2 separate regions of the Homo sapiens genome follow, and region 2 is linked to region 1. Evidence: chromatin loops called from intact Hi-C (ENCODE). Cell type or tissue: ovary. All regions are shown on one strand. Each heading gives the region's core, and the rest is flanking DNA. Links, peaks and the distances in the headings are about the cores only. Region 1 has its middle 22 kb from the start of PARVB. Region 2 overlaps PARVB (parvin beta).

Region 1 (2,908 bases), core at 222-2,721:
AAAATTAGCTGGGCGTGGTGGTGGGCGCCTGTAGTCCCAGCTACTCAGGAGGCTGAGGCAGGAGAATGGCGTGAACCCGGGAGGCGGAGCTTGCAGTGAGCCGAGATCACGCCACTGCACTCCAGCCTGGGTGACAGAGCGAGACTCCATCTCAGAAAAATCAATCAATCAATCAATAAAAGATCACATTCATTAATATCAGCACCCGTTGGATCAGGAAAATCTAAGTACAGATGCTCGTTGACTTACATTTGATAAACCCGTTGTAATTCAAAAATATTGTAAATTGAAAATGCATTAAGTACACCTAACCTACTGGACATCGTGGCTTAGCCCAGCCTCCCTGGAACATGCTCAGAACACTTATATTAGCCTACAGTTGGGAAAAATCTAAAACAAAGCTTATTTTATAAGAAAGTATTGAAGATCTTGTGCAGTTTGTTGAATACCGTACATGACATAGAAATTGCAACCATTTCACGCTGTTGTAAAAGTCAGTACATCGGAAGTGGGACCATTAGAAGTTAGGGAGGTATTGGGAAGCTGCCAAGCTCATGGTGCTGGATCCAAGTTTCCAAAAATTCCAGTTTTCACTTGAAGCCCGCATTTTACCATTGGCAGCAAACACTTGAAGCTCACTTTGTCCATTTCCAAGGAAATGTCTGCCAGATACCCACGTCTGAATCACCATAGTTTGTTAGTCGCTCTTCCAGGGAAAAACAATGTTCCATGAACACAGCGGCAATTCAGGCCTGGACCCAATCACCCAGGGCTTTCCTTGAGACATATGAGCCCCTGTGAGCAGCAGAAGTGTTCTCTGCTTAGGATGTTTGAACACAGGGTAAAAGCGCTGAGATGTAATGACAGGGAGCATTTTGCTGCTTCATTCATGAGCGAAACTGGCATTTGTGTTTCCCTCCCCAAGCACAGTGGCGAAGAATACAATGGCCATAGGGGTGTGTTGCCTCTGCCATTCTCTGCCAGGGTGCAGGCACTTTCACCCACAGCTGCTTTTGCATCGTGAGTGCAAATGTCAACCCAGTGAACCAAGTAACTAAGTAATGTCTTTGCATTATTATAAATATAGTTTTAACCCAATGGACTCCCTGGAGGAGTCTCAGGATCTCCAGGGGGCCGTGGACCACGCTTCGGGAACCACTGATCTATCGTTGTCCAAAGCTAATTTTTTCAGCTTTCGGGGTCCTCCCCAGGTGACTTGCAATAGAGTAATTGTGAGAATGCCCATAAGGGCTAAGCTGGGACTTAAGCACCCTCCTTTTATTTTCAGATGTAAATCATATTCACCTCCCTGCCGCAGATCCTTTGTGAAATGGGGTAGTCGAGCCTATCAGTATCGAGAGAAACAAAAGCGAAGTGCCTGGCACGTGGTAGGAACTCAGAAGTGGCAGGAGGGGGCAGTGGGTGTTGGTGGAGGGGCAGAGGCGGGTGCGTGGTCTCTGCGCTCCGTGGGGTGGGTAAGAACCTGCCAATCCCAGTGGGTTCTAGTAGGAGGGATGTCTTTCCTGCGTGGCTGTACACAGGAGAACACTGTAAAGAGCAAGGACTGGCATTAAATTCTGCATTAAACGTGAGGCCTGTTTTTACATTTACACATACAGATTTCAGTTTGCGTAGTGAACCGTGGGAGGCTGTCTCAGTCGTGCCTTCCTGGGGTCAAACCAGTTGGCCTGTTTTCAAGAATGAAAAATGCTTTGCCCGAAAGTGGGGCGAATGGTAATCACAGACACACACGTCTCGGTGCCAGAGTTGTAGCTTTATACATAGTGCCTTCCTGACAAGTAAATTACTGGATTCCTTTGCCAAATCATTAGATAACTTTTAAGAGCAACAAACATTCATGCAAAAGGAGATTCAGCATTATCTTGTTAGAAAAATAGTCATGATTTTTGAAAAGCAAGGACATTCTGTGAAGTTTGACCAACTGTGAAAATTACAGCCTTTCTTCCCCGTACTTCCCCCGTGCTTTTCAATCAATCAGTTTCTAATGGATGAAGCATTCCCTACATTTGTCACTAGATGGATGTGCCGGTCAATTAAAATATTCTGACTTCGCAGGGTTGAGATAATAGCCAGCCTGGATCCATCCGTTACTGTGAAATAGAAGGTGACCTTCCTGTATTGAGTCAGAGACCCAAATACAATTGCTTTGATCTTATTATCATAGCCAGAAATTACCGTTCATCTAAACGTAATTTCCCTGAAATACTGAGCGGGCAGAGCTACTGCTGGAAATACCAGAACATCATAAAGAGACTGTGATGTGGCCTTGGGGATGAAAGGTGACATCTTGACTTGACATCCATTCCACCTGACTGCAGAAATCAAGTGGAATGGAATTTCCTGGGATGTTCTGTATCTAGTAAAGGCTAAGTAGGATTCATCACCAAACCTTAACCCAGAGAGATTAAGCCCTGTTATAATGTGCTGCGGCAGCCACGCCAGGACTGGACTCCCTGGAATCTGACCCTTTCTTTCCATTCCCACACTCCCAGGCCAGGGTCCTAGCCTTTCCTGTCTGTCTGAAAACTGCTCTTCCAGGGGTGGGGAGCAGGAAACCTTGTGTTGGGGTGGAAAGAGCCTGTGTTTAGGAGTTGGAGCTGGCTTTGGATTCTCACTTCCTTTGTTCGCTTATTCGTTCCTCCAACATGGACATTGGGCCAGGTGCAGGGTGTTGTACAGGTGGCTCTTCTGGCAACTGCCGTCAGGTTTACCCTCCTCTTTAGCCCCAGAGGTCCCACAGCCTCCTGTGTCTGCCCATCCCTTACCTCCGATGTCCCCTTCCCTGAAGTTGTTCCAAATGACCTGTAGTTGCCGCTGCTGGGCCTGGCTTCTGCAGGGCTGGCCACTCCCCTTCTCCAGGGAGCCCCTAGTTCTGTTTGGAGAACTT
Region 2 (2,908 bases), core at 154-2,653, 75 kb after region 1:
GATCCGCTGCTCTTGCTGCAGATGTATAGCCCAGGTGCTGTGGAGTTGGGATGGAGCAGTCGAGCTGGGATCAGAGCCCAGGCCCCTGCCCTGAGGTTGGAGCTCTCTGACTGCACCTGGCCTAGGCCTGTGCATTGTCTAAACTGATGGCCGTGGGGCAGGGGACCTGGAGCGCAAAGCAGGAGAGGATGCTGAAGGGGGCAGGTGGGGCCGGGACTTGGGAGTGTCTGGAAGGAGGACCGCCTGCCTCAACCCAGGGCTGGTCTGTGGAGGCCAGAGCGCTCAGCCCCTCAATGCTAGGCCTGTTGTGAGTTTCTCCATGAGGTGGCCCTCTCAGAAAGAGTGGCTCCACAGCAGCTGAGTTGGGGGCCCCATGGCAGCTGAGTCGTGGACTCCATGGCCGCTGATTTGGGGGATGCCTGTCCTTGTAGAGACTGTCACCTCTAGGAATGGTGAAAGGGCGGCCACCCGCAGCCCTGTGTCCTCTTTCTAGTCCTCTGTCTTGTAAGCCCGGTCCCCACAGTGGCCCCAGTCCTCCCCTGCCAGAAATTCGTTCTCCTCAGAAATCCGTTCTCCTCTCTGATCTTTCAGGCCTAGAGACAGGCTCTTCCCTCCGGAGGGTGCAGCCCAGGGGTTCTGGTAAGATACAGAGCCCAGCCTCAACATAGCAGGAAGTTTTTCCACAAATACACAGTTCTTCAAGACCACATGCAGCTGTGCGTGGGGTGTGTTTTGAAGGGCAATGGCAGGAGCAGTGTATGCCTCGTGGTGCAGGGAGCACGAGTTGTTTATAGGCGTGCCTGGGTCCTGGGTCTCTGTGCACCCTCCTCTAGATTCATGGGGCATCTGCCCACCGTGAGATAGATAAGCCAGGGTGCCTGCCCCTTTCTCAGGTGAGATGCTGAGGGCCAGAAACATGCTGCTGTGTCCCATGGAGGAGGTGGCCTGCCCCAACTCCCCTGCACCCTAGGGAGAGTGCCCACAGGCTGGGGGCTGGGGCTGGGTCCTGTGCCCCCTCCCCAGCCCTCGGTATGTGGCTCGCTGAGGTGTGCGCCGGAATGTTGGGCACATCCTGTCTGATACCAGCTTGGCTGGAAGTCGAATTATGATCAGAATATCACATGATGTGTGGCCTGGGTCCCCCTTTGGTTGACACTCTTGAGTATGGGTCCTGTGCCTGCCCGGGGCCAAGCAGCAGGTGCAACCGGGCCTGCCCTGGGGCAGCATGGGGTGTGCTAGTGTCCTGGGGCCACTGTAACAAAGCACCACAACCTGAGTGGCTTAAACAACAGAAACATAGTCTGTCACAGTTTTGGAGGCTGGAAGTCCAAGATCAAGGTGTCAGCTGGGCTGTGCTCCCTCCAGGGCTCCGAGAGGATCCCCCTTGGCCTCTTCCAGGCTGTGGTGGCTCTGGTGTTCCCTGCCGTGGGCCACATCACTCCAGCCTCTGTCTCCCTCTTCACGTGGGCCTCCTTCTCCGTCTGTGTCTCTGTCCTCTCCTCTTCTTGTAAGGACGCCTGTCATTGGATTAGGGCCCACCCTAATGACCGAATCTGCAACTTGATTACATCTGCAAAGACCCTGCTTCCAAATAAGGCCACAGTCACAGGTGTTGGGGGCCAGACTCCAGTGTGCCTTTTAGGGGAGATACAGTGCAATACACAGCACACAGTGAGGTCTTCCAGATCCCCAGACCTATCTTCTTCCAGACCGCCAGACAACACCGATAAGGGTGAAGTTGGCTTACGAGTCCTGGCCAGGATGTGACGGGGAGTCGCCAGGTGGGTGCCGGGGAGGTGGGAAGCTCTGCAGGGGATTGGAGAACCACACGTCATTGCCCACATGTGACTTTAAACCTTAGCAATGATATTGGAGGGGGATAGTTACTCTTTTTTTTTCTTCTGAGACAGTGTCTCATTCTGTCATCCAGGCTGGTGTGCAATGGTTCTAGCGATTCTCCTGCCTCAGCCTCCCGAGTAGCTGGTATTACAGGCACCTACCATGACACTCGGCTAATTTTTGTGTTTTTAGTTGAGACGGGTTTTCACCATGTTGGCCAGGCTGGTTTCGAACTCCTGACCTCAAGTGATCCGCCCACCTCAGCCTCCCGAAGTGCTGGGATTGTAGGCAGGGGATATTACTCTTTACAGCTAGGGAAACAGTTGGGCTTGGTGACATGATAGAGACACCAGGTCCCTTGAGGACAGGGGGCCATTTGCAGAGCCGTGTGGTGGAAGGAGCCTGAATTTGGAGCCCCAAGCTCACAGCGTGGGTCCTTGTCACATGTCCTGTGAGCTCTGTTTGCATCCTTAGCTCAGGCAAGCTACTGTGTTGAACTGGCTGGACACAGTGTGTCTGTCTCTCCCTCTTCCAGAGAAGTCCTCACTTAAGGTTGTGTCACTGTTTTTACTGATGTTGGAATTGGCACTTGGAGATGTGAACTTTCCCAAGGCCACACACCCAGATGAGTGGTTAGACCCGGACCTGCCTAACTCCAGCATATCTTTTTCAGGGGGACACAATTAAATCCACAGCATGGACTGAGTTCCCCTCTTCTCTGCCACCATCCTGACCTTTTCCTGGCCAGGGTTACCATGTCGGGGCAGGCATGGGGGAAGTGGTAAGGGAGGTATCTGGACCTAGTAAAAGGCTCTGGTCCTCCTGCTTCCTCTTGTAAGGACCCTGTCAATCACATCGGGCCCCCTGAATAACCAGGCTAATCTCCCACCCCAAGGTCCTTACCTAATCACATCTACAAAGTCCCCCTCTTGCCATGTGAAGTCACAGGTTCCTGGGACTTGATGTGAACATCTTTGCAGGGACCATGATCCAGCCTTCCATAGAGGCAGTGACAGATGGAGTAGAATATAGGTCCTTTGAGTATTTATTTATTTAAGATGGAGTCTCA

Evidence for each region. A loop is a pair of places that touch in the nucleus more often than their neighbours do. Peaks named below come from ENCODE experiments on the same cell type or tissue, not always from the same donor. Only the 100,000 strongest peaks of a DNase experiment are listed, where the experiment ranks them.
Region 2: a loop joins it to region 1, with 3.0 times the contacts of the local background. A loop is called at or near these places in 89 of 110 quality-filtered maps.

What each region holds. Positions count from the first base shown.
Region 1 is chr22:44,001,097-44,004,004 of GRCh38, forward strand. It overlaps a transcript of PARVB not described here. Among named protein-coding and RNA genes, the nearest start is that of PARVB, 22 kb to the right of the region's middle. In ovary, for the core only: no CTCF peak of the experiment used is centred there; no DNase peak of the experiment used is centred there; H3K27ac peaks cover 519 bases.
Region 2 is chr22:44,075,849-44,078,756 of GRCh38, forward strand. All of the region lies in intron 1 of PARVB (parvin beta), which reads left to right. Among named protein-coding and RNA genes, the nearest start is that of PARVB, 53 kb to the left of the region's middle. In ovary, for the core only: no CTCF peak of the experiment used is centred there; no DNase peak of the experiment used is centred there.